Linked DNA regions of Mus musculus: region 2 is linked to region 1. The links are chromatin loops, found by intact Hi-C in ENCODE. Cell type or tissue: heart. All regions are shown on one strand. Links, peaks and the distances in the headings refer to the core of each region. The heading gives the core; the rest is flanking DNA.

Region 1 (7,290 bases), core at 740-5,739:
TGTCTCAGGCTTCACAAGCTTATCTCTAATCATCATCCATCCTAAAGTTAATGTAGGGTGGGAGTGTTATATAACTGAAAAGGAAGAAAAAGCTGGGCATGGTGTCCCATGTCAGTAATCACAGCACGTGGAAGGTGGTGACTGAAATGTCAGGAGTTCAAAGCCAGCTTGAGCTACAAAGTGAGTTTGAGGTCATCCTGAGCTACATCAATCCCTGTCTCAAGAAGAAGGGGTTATAAGATATCATGAGAACATAGAAGATTCTTTAAGTGTCAAATTAAAAAACATGCCACGCGGGCTGGGAGAGATGGCTCAGCGGTTAAGAGCACTGACTGCTCTTCCGAAGGTCCTGAATTCAAATCCCAGCAACCACATGGTGGCTCACAACCATCTGTAATGAGATCTGACGCCCTCTTCTTGTGTGTCTGAAGATAGCTACAGTGTACTTACATATAACAATAAATAAATCTTTAAAACAAACAAACAAACAAGCAAACATGTCATGCAGGTGAACTCAGAAGAAAGCCTGACTACTCTCAGCTGGGAGGTAAATTTAATACCACATAATGTTGGTGCTGCTGAGATTCCCTCATCTAAAGATGTTTGATTATTTCTTGGGATCTTGGAGCCAGTGACAAAGCCAGCATGCCTTTATGCTCCATTTGCTTATTCCAAGCCTTTCTCACTTGCCTATCCCATCACACCCCACTACCTGGAGCTACCTGGAGCTGCCTGGAGCTGCCTGGAGCTGCCTGGAGCCGCCTGGAGCAAGTGGAAACAAATTATCTGCTGTTCTATATTCAAAAGATCAAGACAAACACAGCAGCAGGCTTCTGACCTCAGGGAGTTTACACTCTAGCTGAAGAGGAAGTTGCACATACATTCCTTTAATCTGGGCTCAGTTAACCTTGGGAAATAGACTGAGATGCACTGGGTGGATATGTAACCCATTCTAAACATGGAAGCTTCAGCAGGAGGGTGAGCATCCAATATGATCCAAACAGGGAGGGAGGACAGAAGTGGGAGGGAGGCAGGGAAACAGGGAGGGAGAGAAGGAAAGAAGGAAGGACACTTGCAGAGTGGGCCTTCCCAGTCAGTCTTAGAGGGTGGATCCAGTACCAAGGAGAACTTGTCTTCATAAAACTCAACCTGCTTCTTGACTCAGCATTTCAAGGTGAGGAGACAGGTGATCGAGAACAAGGGAAAGGAAACTTTCCCTTCTTCTTCCCCAGGCTCCAAGTCTCCCATCATTAGGGGAATACTGATGTTCCTGCAAAACCAGAGTGACACTCTGACTTTCCAGAATACTCAGATGTATCTAGCCACTGTTCAAACCCATACTGCACAGGGGGACCCAGATCACCCTACAGGCTGCCACACAGAGGCCACACAGAGGTCTTCAGCCTCTGTACTGACAAGCCTTGGAGACCAAATTTTGTTCTTATTTTCTCTGGAGCACAGATATAGAAATGCCCTTCTGAAGCTGCCAGAATGAAAACTGGCAAGTGACAGAGTTGAGGGACACTGAGGACAGTCAAAAGGGCAGGGCAGGGACAAGCCCATGCTTCTGAAGTTTCTTAGGCAAGGTGTGATTGTCCAAGCTTGCTGGGAAGCTAAACTGAGTTTGAGGGCAGCCTGGGCTACAGAGAAGATCCTGTTGGAGAGTCTTTAGGTATCAGTCTCTGGAATGTCCTTTCTATAAACAAAATGCCTCCATATTGTAAAGAGAATCTGGTGGGAGGGAAGGAGGCAGCAAGGGAGGGAGGAAGATTAAGCACTTTGCCAGGGCTTGTAGCCTGTATTCTGTTTAAACCCTAAGAAGCCAGTGCTGAATTCAAGACTGGTTCCTAAGGTCTCTAGATAAACTGCATCCCTATAGAGCTGCACCTTTGACTTCTGTGCAGTGAAGTAAAACCACAGCCCAGGAATTTGTTGGGTGAAACAGGAGCAGGTGATTCCCTAATGGAGCAGAATATAAGACACCCCCTCGCTGCTGCTGCTGCTGCTGCTGCTGCTGCTGCTGCTGCTACTGCTGGCCTCATCATCCTGGTCAATTCAGGAACGACACAGGGACCTCTTACCACAGAGAAATGATTCGACTTTTCCTTGTATAATGAGGATCATGCTTTTTTACTTCTTTCCCTTGCTGCTAGGAAGCTCAGAGGCAAATTTCAAGTTCTCCTTTAATAAACTGTGTGTTGTCCCACATGCACACCAGAGCTCTTGTTTTCTTCTCATCTTGGCTCTGGATTCTGATTTCAATTTTATGCAGCCTTAAGTTTTTACACAGCATTTACATGCTTGTTGTAAGTACTCTCACAAAGCATCCCCAAACCTTAGCAGACTAAAGTAAAGCATGCGTGACATTAAAAAAAAAATAATAATTTACCTGGGATGAGCTTTCATCTGTTGTACCCATGCAGATTCTTTAGTGCTTTGAATTCTATTGCTTTAAAAAAAAACTGAAGAAAAATCAAGACACCATCTGGCTGTCTTTAGAAAGACAGAGGTAGTTTAGGTCTTTGATCTGCTCTGCACATGGGCTGAGAGAGGGAGAGAGGACCAATCTCCCTGACACAGACAATCGTTCGCTTTATTAAACAAGTGTCTTGTATTACACACAGAGAGCATGCATTATGTGGATGCTCTCGGGGAAGTCAGAATGGAAAGTAGATATTGAGGGTAAGGAGACTCAGGTTTGAAACATTCACGTCCCAGCTGTTTCTAATAAAGTCCTCTAAATGCGAGCGTATTTCCACAACATACACTAATGCAACTGTAACTGCCCCGAGATGGTTTATTCTTAAAAAAAAAAAAGCATACATATTATCAGGAATAATTGTGCAATGGAGAGTCCATAGGAACTGCAGGTTACCGCCCTGGAGACAGGTCACTTTACACTTGTCTTAGTTGTTATCATGCAGGACCTAGACAGTTTTTCACTGTTGACCTAGTAATAAAGTCCTGACTATAGAAAAAGAAGAAAAAGGGTGGGGGAGATAGAGAACCTCACTACTGGGAAAACCAAAAAGGTCATTGGGGGGTTGCAAATGAAAATGAAGGTGTGGCAAAGGGCTCTCTCCAGCTTACTGTGTGGGGAAGTGGGAACTTCACTGGGAAAGATCCCTCAGCTGGAGGGGACTGGGTCTTGGTCAGGCTCAGTTAATCCTGAGGTTAGCCTTCACACCAGGGTTAGGAATCCTTGTTAACATTTGTCCAGGTTCCCCCTCAGGTTGCCTTTTTCATTTCCCACCGTCTTCCTCTGCCCATGTGGAGGCTTCCATTTCAACAATGGCTTTTACATTTCTGTAAAAAAAAAGGGGGGGGATAGATATGGGGGTATTATCTTAATGGAGGTCAGGTAGAATAGTGAAAGGGCAGGCCCTTCTCTGTCCTGAGAACTAGGGGCCTTCTCCATCCTAACAAAAGGCATCCATCTACAGAGCTTCCCTTGCAGCGGGGCTTGGATTTCTGGGGCGTCCTAGGGCTGCAGCGGCTGCGAGGTGAAGGGTTCTGATTGCCACCCAGAATTGGACACAGGTACAGCCTGGGTCTGCAGGGAGTCCCAGGTAAAACTGCTCCCTTAACAGTCGGGCTTATGGCTATGCCACCAACGGTCCCCAGAGGGCGCCCTGGGCCCGGACCCTGCTTTCAGGCCAGGCCCGCGAGCTGCCAGCAATGGGAATAGTAGGGGACTCCAGCGAGAAGAGGCCACTGCTGCCCCAGGCCAAGGAGGGTGGGAAACAGCCACCCAGCAGAATAGTTGACAGACTTTCTGCCACCACTTCCTTACCTCCCTACCCCCCACCTGGATATATTGTCTCATCACCGCCCAACCCGCCAGCCAGGCTGGGATTATTATTCAGCCTGATGCAGGGGTTGTGGCTGGAATGCCTTTGGGTCTTGCCATAAACACTTGCCTAAATCGTGAAGCACGCGAAGGACAGGGCACCATTCCCTCCCGCCATCCAGAAACGCTCTGGATTCCTTGCTTTGTGCTAAGGCCCACAGGCCAAGGTGTTACTGCTTGTGTCAGGCCGAGCGGCGGCGTGAAGCAGGCGAGGGCAACGGCACTAAATGCCTATGCCGGTCCGGAGCTGCCTAGCTAGGGCCAAGCTCTTCCGTTTTAGTCTCAGACCTCCGCGGATGAAGCTGTGGACATGCAGCACTAGAGAGCAGCCCGCTCACCAGTGCCCGTGTCGCCAGGCCCGACCACTGGGACACTTCTCTTACAGGTTGAGTTTTCAACTCAGTATTTTGAACCAATTTTTCATTTTTAGGGAATTCTTAGTTCAAATGTGCAAAAGGCTCAACAAGTCCTCCTTTTACCCCTGCACTGCGTTTCTTTTCCCGCTTTCCCGAGGTCACTGAGGTTGACCTAGAATTCGCAACTGACTGCACGCCAGCCAAGGCTCTGTTTACTAAGTCACCGTCACCTCTTAGCGTAAGGGACGCGCTTCTCCGGATCCAGATCTTCCTGATGGTTTTGCCCTGCGCTGTTAGCTGTGCGCCCTTGCCATTGGGCTAGGGAAGCGCCGACCCGTTCGGAAGTGTAACGCAGGGCTGGCTTTGGAGCTCCGTGGACAGACGGGCGCTAGTGACAGACCCCAGAAGGAGGAAGCCTATACCCACCGAGCACACTGTACGCCGGGCGCCGAGATGGCCGCGACCCCCTGCGGCCTCCAAGAGCCACGGGGTCCTCTCGGGCTCCGGGGCCCGGCTCTCGAACAGGTGCGCGGTTCAAGGCCAGGGGGCGGGACCACCCTCTGTCCCAGCGGGTCAAACACCCAGAGGCCAGAGGTCAGCTTCCAGCTCTGGGAGAAGGGGTGCGGGCTAAGTGGAAGTCTGGCTGTTGGATTGGGAAGTGTGCTTTGAGGAGTGGAGGCTCCAGCAGGCAGCTCAGGGATTGGCCGCACCGAGCTCAGCTCCCCAGAAGGCCTCCCCCGGCTTTGCAAAAAGGGCTTACTGGAAAGAGCAGAAAAGAATTTGCCTTTCACGGGACAAGGCCAGCAGAGGGATGGGTGGAGAACTTCGGCTTGCATTCCTTCAACACTTCCCTCTCCTCTCCCTTTCGAGCCCCTTTTCGGTTTTACACACAACACCTGGGAGAACTGTTAATGGCGAATTAGTTAGGGGTCGCTTAGGCGTGGCCAGGAGTTTCTTCCCTCCCGGCCCCCGCGCATCACGCCCCTTCCACGGATGACTTGAACTCTGCATCCCGTCTGTCCGATCCCTATTTGGGCCGCGGCTTCCGAGCCGCGCTCACCGCCTAGGCGCGCCTAGGCGCGGCTGCAAGTGGGCGCACCACACGCACCGTGATTTATGAACCAGAGGCTCACGAGAACCCGACGCTTCGGCTGGGTTAATTTTTGTCATTGTTCCTCATCAGGTTGAGATAGTTTGAAGTTTGAGGCGGGTTTTATTTATCACCCCGCACATTTGAAATACAGTCGGACATAAAAATAACTGACTCTGGAACTCTGGCGCAATATTGGAACCGTCGGGGAATAATTTGGCTAACTGACTTGGACATTTCACCTTCTAAACAGAAATGCAGCTCTCAGTCAAACTGTAAATCAGAATGTCTTCAGCAGTGGTGGGAGTGGGGGGAGGGAGGGGAGGCACCAATACCAGAAAGAATGGAAACCGAGATGAAGAAATGAAAGGAAATGCAGATATTGACCCAAGCAACTCAGACTTCAGAAAGCCGGGCTGAATTTTTAATTTCAGGTGTGGAACCTCATCGGAAATTTGAATTCTTAAATGTTTTTCCTGGAAGATCGGTCTCCAGAGTTTTAGGATGCCCCAATCAGACTTTCAAAAAAATCTTTTTGTCCGCTTTGTATCAATACCAAGCAATAAATGATAGTTTAAAAAGCAAACCAGCAGAGTACCCAATTAAGCTCACTCTGGGTCTAAATTGAGGTCCTTTTTTAGAGTTGTAATTATAAACGGAAACAAAGAGGCAGGGCGTGGCCTGAGTTATGATTGAGCGGGATCATACGGAAGCGACTTAAATTTTGATAAGGAGAAATTTCTCTTGCGATTCCCTTACTCCCAACTTGCACTGGATCTTGGGACCGGAATCTGAGAGCCTTTTCCGCGCCTCAGGGGCTCCTCTCTCCTTCTATCTGCAAGTCCTCAACATTAAATGCTCAATTTCTTACCGCCACTTAGCATGGAGTGATCAAAAGCCTCCTCAAAGCAGGGACTGGAAAAGAACAGAAAATCAGTGCGGGCAGCTACTCAACAACTGATCACAAAGGAGGATGCAAAATACAACCAAATAAAACTTCCCAGAAAGGAAGCATATGTTGTTATTTTTTCATTGCGTCTCCCCCTACCCACTCACCCTCACCCGCGAGGAAATGTCATTGGATCTCCAGCCTGGACATAGAGACCATTCTGAACATTTCTCTTCTACTATGGAGATACAAGCATGGTTTTAATGCCGCTGACCTACAGCAATAGCACCTGTAAACACCCGCTCCACTTTTAAGACATTCAACATGTAAATATTTGTCTAAACTCATTTAAAACCAAAACCATTCTCATAACTCGCTTATGAAATATCTTAAAATAAACTGGAATGAGAAATCCATGACACTTCTTTTAAAAATCCTCACAATTAAATTGAAATTTAAAAGATAACAGAGGCTTCTGGTAGGGGAAAAACACAAAAGATCACTTTAACGGAGCTTTGAACTGTGCTAGAAGATCCCCAGTTAGTAGATGGTACTTAGTGTCTGTTGATAGTATTTACTGTGCAATTTAAATTGTTATTGGAATCGAACCTTATTTCAAAGTTATTAATAAAATAATTGAGATGAAAACACATTTTGATAGGCAAAGGATTGGCAAGAAAATTGATTTTCGTTTCCCTTCACAAGCAAATTGATATTGGTGCAGTTTTGACACTTGCAAGGCTGAATTCTTAATCTGATTTTTAGAACAATATCAATCCCAACCTCACGTTGCTCAAATTCATTTATCTGCTTTAGAACAGGATCGCAAACAATGGCAGCTTCATCTACAGGGCACTTTTTTTTTTTCTGTGTTGTGAGTGAACTCTTGCCAGACCATGACCTGAAGTCCTTTTCAGGATAACCAGCTGAGAAATCAAACAAGATTGTCTTTCCATACATTTATTTTTATTTGTTCGACTTTGCCCTCCTTTACTTCTACTGACTCACAAAGAAAATTTCTTTCTCTTAAAATTTCAAACCACAAATATTTTTTAAAAACATATATCTCAAGACTTAAACGTACAGATGTAATACATACCGTGAA
Region 2 (7,290 bases), core at 892-5,891, 230 kb before region 1:
TTATAATGGCAGGTGCATTTAGACATGGGCTTTGGAGGAGACATTCAAACTGTAGTAGTAGTCTGTAGTAGTAGTCCTGGTCTCCTTGGTAACACAAATTCATCCTTGTGTCTTCAGTTTGTGAACTGAGGGCAGGTTGCTGAGATCTGCTAAGGGATGAAGGAGAGATAGAGGAGTAGCTAGGGACAGGAGCAAAATGAGACTACAAATAATGATGCCTTTGCAATGGAAGATGATCCAGAAGAAATCCAAGCTAGAGTGATTTTTCTGAGAGATGTAGCCATTTCCCCGAGAGAAGCCCAATTCCTAGACTGGGATCCTTGTGTAAGGCATTAATGTTTCCAGGGAAACCATATTGGGAATGAACGAGAAGACAAGATGGGGAGGAAGGAAGCAAGGAGGGGTATGATATTAAACAAGGTCCTATGAGAAAAGAATTTCTGGGTAACAATTTGTCCAAACTCAGTGGCTCAAAACAACCAACAGTTTTTGTATCTCAGGGTTCAGTTGGACCAGAATTTCGTGACTGTCATGGCTGGCTGGTCCTGGCTGGAGGCCTCTACATTCAAGATGCCGGGGGGTGGAGTGGGGGAACAAAAGATGTCAGCTGGGACTTGGTCATCATCTCAAGACTCTGCTTTCTCGAGGCTACTTACTTACATGGCTGGAGAGTTCTTGCTGGTTGTGAACAAGAGGCCTCAGTTTCTCCCCTTCACCACCCCCATGAGTATCTCTTACTATGATACAAGTCCCTGTGGTAGAGCATCTGTGTTATCTCAAAGGTGTAGATGAAAATGAGCCAGGCAGAAGCCATTTTCATGTGACCAAGCACCAGAGTCCACAGAACCATCACCTCCCCATCTTCTGCTCACCAGTTCTGGCCCCCACTTTGGGAAAAGATGTCTTAGGAAAGGGGCATCAGAGTCTATGGACATGCTTTTCATTTTTACAATAACTTTGGTTCCATGTTCCCCAAAGACAATAAATATCGTGTACCATTCACAGCAGCTTTCAGCAGGGGAGAGGTGGGAGGGTGGGAGATCTGGAATACTCAGATCTCACACTTACCTGCCATGACTTATATGGCTCGCATTGGGTAAAAGGGATGAGTTCCCAGGTTCTTTGCCATGCAAGCAAAGCAGAGGAATACCTCTTCAAGAAGTGAGCAAGTTTAGGGTGACTACGGATAGGGAGACTACAGATAGGGAAGCACTGTACTCACTCACAGATGAACGTTCCCAAGGAAAGCACTGATTAGGTGTGTTACACCTGTGTTGCATAGTACACATGCCCCCAGCCACAGAGTGGGTACCCTGCTGTTATATCCAAAGCATAATTAAATAACATGGCTCCTTACCAGTTGGTGAGGGTGGTGTTTATTGAAGCATCAGAGCTTGTAGTCCCTTAACAGAGGCCACTAGCTTCTAGAATTCTCTACCATCCCCTTCAAGGTCCATCTCCTAATGGTGCCGACTGCTGACTCAAAGTTCAAGTTAGATGTTTGAAATACAGACACTGAAACAAAGTAACAGAAACAGGCAGATGCTGGCCTACAAGAACAAGGCAGGAGATGGGTTGTCAGGAACGTTTTGTGCTTTGATGGGGCTTTCATCTGAACCTTGAACTGCTCTGCCCCTGAGCTATAGAATTATCTCCTTGAGTAAAGTGGAGCAGGTGTTGTGAAAGGTTGGTCCTTTGACTGTTTTGTTCCTTCTGGATTGCTCTCAAGGGAAGGACGATCTTGATTTATAAATTATACAGAGGCTTTTCCGAGTCAGTTACTTCTTAAAACAATAGATAGTACACTGCCTTTGGCAAGGCAGCATGGGATTTGGTGTTTGTGGTTTCATAGGTGGTTTGTGAAATCATGCAAGTAAGTGATAGGATATTTCTGTTCAGCAGAGAAAGCATGTCTAGGATAAGGCCCCAAATTTTCATAGCCAATGGACTTGGTCTTCTAGCCACCAGCTAATCCTTTTATGTGAGCGAGGTGGCAGCTGAGCTACCGCAGAGGTCTCTTCTGTGCTTTCTCTGCCATGAACAGTGAGGAGACAGGGCCATGGTGGTGGGGTGACCTTGGCAATAGGCAAACACAGGTCATCTCTTGCTGCCATTTGGTAAGTGGTGTCTGAGTTTATGGGTTCTATGCCTTTGGAATTCTTCCCTGGAAGAGACAGATTTTACCTTTACATGAAACCCTTGTCCCAAGCAGTGTCTATTGACACTAGCCACTAATGAAATAGTGTAGGTCTCATGGGGTGCCTTGGATGCCTGTTCAGAAGCGGGAGCAACAACTCGGACAGAAATGAGAAGTTTTTGATCACTTGTCACATCTCTTCCTGCATAATGAAGAATGAATTTTGTCCACTGAGTCACCAATCATTCATATTCTCTCTCTCTCTCTCTCTCTCTCTCTCTCTCTCTCTCTCTCTCTCTCTCTCTCTCCCTCCCCCCGCCCCTCTCTCTCTCTCTCTTTCTCTCTCCTGCTCCACCCTCCATACACCATATGCACTTACATCCACTCCAAAACTTAGAAGAAGGAAGAGTTTTGCTTCCGGGACTGGGATGGCGCTCCCTTCTGGGGGGTGGGGGGGGTGGTGTCGGGGACTCAGCAGCCATGTTTCTCCAAGCTCAGCATGAGACAGACCCATTGCCTGCAGAGTGGATGTTAAGACAAGAGATGGGTTTACAGCTGTGAAGAGATGCTGCCTGCTGCTGTGGTACAGACTCTCTGGACTGGGTGGTGGCTTACTCATTCATGTGTTCTGTTTCTTTTCCCTTCCCTCCCTGTCCCATTCTTTTTTTTTTTTTTAAACACTTTTTCTTTTGATTAATTAAGTCATTTATTTACTCTACATTCCCAATGGCAACTTCTCCTCCCTCTTCTCCTCCCAGTCTCTCCCTCTCCCATCCCTATCTTTCCCACCCACTTCTCCTCTCCTTCTTCTCAGAAAAGGGGACGCTTCCCATGGAAATTGGCCCACCTTGGCATATCAGATTGCAGTAAAACTAGGAGCATCTTCTATTGAATTTAGACAAGGCAGCCCAGTTAGGGGAAAGGGATACAAAGGAAGGCAAGGTAGTCAGAGACAGCCCCTGTTCCTGCTTTAGAAGCCCCATCTGATGACCCAGCCTCACAACTCTTAGATATGGGCAGAGGGCCCAGGTCTGACCCATGCATGCTCTCTGGTTGGCGGTTCAGTCTCTTATGAGCCCCTGTAGGCCTAGATTAGTTGATTTTGTAGGTTTTCTTGTGATGCCCATGACCCCTCTGGCTCATTCAATCCCACCCACCTCCCCCTGTCCCACAACCTCCAGGATTCTCCAAGCTCCACTTACTGTTTGGCTGAGTCTCTGCATCAGTTTCCACCAGTCCTGGGTGAAGCCTCTCTGATGGCGGTTGTGCTAGGCTCCTGTACCCAAGGTGGGTGGGGGTGGGGGAGGCTTGAATTGCTTTGCCTTTTTTAAAGTTAGGAAACAGGGAGTTTTCCTTTCCTGGAAGGGTCCAAGTATTTTGGACTACCAATTTTTCCCACTAGGTGGCGGTACAGAGCACATAGCAATGGCGATCTCTGGCTAGCAGGGGTCTGCTAGCTAAAGCTCCTGTCCAAGTGTGTTCTGTCTCTCTTTCCTTTGACAAAAGAACATCCTGGGGGCTGTGTGTTCGTGGGCGTTTTCGGCAGCAGAATGGCTTCCTCCTAAGTGGGATGGCTTCTGGACAGGTTTGTTTTGGAATGGGGAGGGGTAAATGCACCCCCCCCCCCCCATGGAGGCTGGAGGTAGGGAGTGCTTTTCTCTTGTGGAGAAATTATATCCCTTCTCTCAGTGGAGTCTAGTGGAGTTGGAGTCCTCCGAAGGGGCCTTGCAATATTTGTCAAGCAAAACAAGACATTAAGGAAATTCCAGTTAGGTCCAGTTGTGTCTCTCTGCTCCACTGCCTGCCAGTTCTAGCACACTTCCAAAAAGTAGTTTGCACATTTGAATGTCAGCTGATCCTCGCCACAAGGCAAGTTTGTAAAGCTCAAGTGTTATTCCGTCCCGAATTTATCCCTCACATCTGTGGTTCTAGGCTCTGCTCTGTTCTGAAGCCTTCACCACTTCGCCCTAACCCAGCTCCCCACAGTGTGCAGAGTAGATGGAGCTGTGGGGGTCTCAGCTGTGTTCACTGTTCTCATTTCAACACCAGCTTTGTCTTCAAACCCCTACACTCAGTGTCAGGACCCCTGCCTAGTGACCCCATGATGTTACAGCAGTGTCTGTGAGGAAAGGCATCAGCTGCCCTCGGCTTCCCTCCTTCCTGTAACTCACATCCCTCCTCACTCCACTAGTGGAGTTACCTACTCCACTATGCAGAAATTATCTCTTCCCACCCGGATGCAGTCGTTCTTTTCAGATCCCTGGAGTCTCCTCTTTTAGTTTGTTTTGCTGCTCCCTTCTGTCTTTCCTCAAGGCTATACCAAGAACTTCGCCTGTGTCATGCCCCCACACTCTCCTGTAGTCTCAGGCACACCACCTCTTCTGCCAGATTTAGCCCTTTCCCAGTTTGGTCCTGGCTGTCAAGCTCCAATTACACTCTAAAGGACACTTTAATATCCTCGTAGCACAGGAGAGTGCCACAGTCACTGAACACTAGATAGGGAAGATCTAACATCAATGTGTCTCCTCGGTGGGTCACAAAATTCCTTTGTATGTGTTAGGTTTTAACATTGTATTTTTTACTGACTGAAACTTTTGAGGTGTCTGCTCCTTTGCTGTACCCCTCCCCCCTCCAGGTCTGTATTCTCAACAATGGGTTCCATCCTTATCTCCTTTAATTTCCCTTTGTAACATAGAGCTGTGCTTCACTAGAAAGACATTTTCTTTGAAATAGGAAGGATAGGGTAGGTGCTTCTTGCTAGCTGTGAGTAATGTTTGTCCCACTGTGATTCCTAAGAACTCTTGTGTCCAGAGACAACAGACGTTTGGAATAATGCAGCCTTAACTTTGAACCCCAAATCCCTGGAGAAACTTATCTCAACTGAGATCTGACCCCAGCACTTCTTCCGATGCTCTGGTTCAGTGAGAAGCCCCATGAAAAGCAAGATTTCAGACCACTAGGCTACCACTATCGCTATATCAGGCCACATCTCTTCTACCTCCTGGACTCCCAGAGTGAAGCTAGGAGCTAATGTTGAAGCAGAAAGGGAGGGACTGAGCCCAGAAATAGCAAGTCTGTATCAATGTCATTAGCACCGTCCAAAAAGGAAGTCCACTGAGTTTCCTTTGGCAGAATGTTATGTACTCCACCTTCCCAGGCTGAGTAGACATGACTTCATCTTTATCATCACAAGCACACATCCCCAAGTGAACCTGGTTGGCCTAACTCAATTTGTGCATCCAGTTCTCTAAGCTACTTATTGCCAGATAGTCTGTGACATGGACACGGTATAGAAATCAGGACTTTCACTGGGACTGCTAAACACTGGCCATGACCCTTGGCATTCATGGCGGAAAACTGATCAGACACCATGCCAAAGAGGGAGGGCAGGGAAGCTAAGGGGACATCACATCATTTGGATCCTGAATAAAACCGGGCTTGAAACCAACCGTATCTTTGAATGTTTTTATGCATATATGACATCAACTGGGCATGGGGTTACATACCTATAACCCCAGTATTGAGAAGGTAGAGACAGGAGGACTGAGAATTCCAAGAGTTTCATTAGGTACCTAGAAAATTCAAGGCTAGCCTGAGTTATATCAGACCAATGTTCTATTGCTGTGAAGAGAGAACATGATCACAAGAACCTTTATAAAAGAAAAAAAAACCATTTAACTGGGATCTTACAGTTTCAGGCCATTATCATCATAAGAAGCAGGGCAGCATATAGGTAGATATGATGTTGGAGAGGCAGAATGGAGAGAGAGAGAGAGAGAGAGAGAGAGAGAGAGAGAGAGAGAGAGAGAGAGAGAGGCTGGACCTATCTTGCATTTTTGAAAACTTCAAAGCTCACCTCCAGTGATACATTTCTTCTAACGAGGTCACACCTTCTAATCCTTTCAAATGGTGCTACTCCCTAGAGACCAAGCATTTAAATCTATGTGCCTATGGGGACCATTCTCATTCAACTATTATAACCACCTAAAAAAAATCCAAAATTAAAAATTCATTGGTTTAAATGTTGTGCTACACATCCTAAAGATTATTAATTAATACGCTCTGGGAAGGGTAAGATTTTAAAAAAGACAATGGGAAAACCTATGGTAAAAATAAGATTAATAGGAGAAGAGTAATAATCAACTTTTTCCCAACAAATTTCTTTTCTGGTCAGGGTTCCCAACTTCAGTCCAGCCCCCTCCCATCCATGCTGCTCTTGGAGGTGGAGTAGCAACCCCACAGTGTCCTTCTAGAACTTGGAGGAGATCACCCAGAATTCAGCCTGAGAGCTCTGATTTCTAGCAGGTCTGTGATTCCCAGAGATGGTTGTGAGTCACTGGGGACAGCAGACTTGAGTGGTGGAAGAGTCACTGTTGTTAAGGGGGAAGGGGGACCTTATGCTCTGATCTGGTGAGTCAGGGCACAGCTTAGAAGAATAGGGTTAAAAAGAAGTTTTATCCAACAGGCAGAGAGGCATGAGAAGAAGGAAAGACACAAGTGAGGAATGACTTGGGGACTCTTGAGTTTCACAACTGGGAAATTAGGCTCAGTCGGGAGGTGGGTGTGCTCAGTTGTTAAAACCTCCTGAAGTGTATGTAGGAAGACTGGAGAGAGTATAGCAAGGCAGTGGGGTGCATTCCGTCAAGGAACTCATCATCTGCTGCTCTCCAGACTTTGTGCCAAGGGCAATATCATGTGATAATTAATCTATTTTCTTTCTGGTAGTCTTCCACAGGAGCAGTTTAAGAGTGATAGAGCAGTTTGTGTTCTATTTATAATATGATGAGACTTGGACCACATGTTTTCTGAAGTCATAAGAATACTGCTGAATCAGTTGTTATTGAGTGTGTATCTAGAACACAGGAGGGCTGTTTTTTTTAAATCTCTCTATACTTATTTTACAACATACAGGTTTTATCTCTCCCTTAGCTCTTGGGTATTAAGGAAAAACTGTACCTTCTGTGCATGTAGTTGTGCAGTGCATCTGACAGCCATTTGCTGTAACTCTGAGGTGGTCATTAGGGCGTTTTGCCAGATATTTCTGGCTTCCAGGCACATAGGAGTATTATATCTTCCCTCTTTCTTGGAACCATGATATGGCTATGTGAATAGTTTAGGCTAATGAGATAAAAGGGGACATGACATGGTAGATT

What was found. A loop is a pair of places that touch in the nucleus more often than their neighbours do. Peaks named below come from ENCODE experiments on the same cell type or tissue, not always from the same donor. Only the 100,000 strongest peaks of a DNase experiment are listed, where the experiment ranks them.
Region 2: a loop joins it to region 1, with 2.0 times the contacts of the local background. A loop is called at or near these places in 1 of 42 quality-filtered maps.

The regions. Positions count from the first base shown.
Region 1 is chr9:87,737,200-87,744,489 of GRCm38, reverse strand. Gm36767 (a long non-coding RNA gene) reads right to left here and starts at 5,106. Exons shown (of 3, transcript XR_379684.3): 1 at 4,633-5,106; 2 at 2,390-3,306. In heart, for the core only: a CTCF peak has its summit at 3,614 (motif pointing right); DNase peaks (open chromatin) are centred at 3,649 and 4,769; H3K4me3 peaks cover 2,134 bases; H3K27ac peaks cover 1,294 bases; H3K27me3 peaks cover 3,909 bases.
Region 2 is chr9:87,969,976-87,977,265 of GRCm38, reverse strand. No RefSeq gene overlaps it. Among named protein-coding and RNA genes, the nearest start is that of Gm23176, 48 kb to the left of the region's middle. In heart, for the core only: a CTCF peak has its summit at 3,540 (motif pointing right); a DNase peak (open chromatin) is centred at 5,275.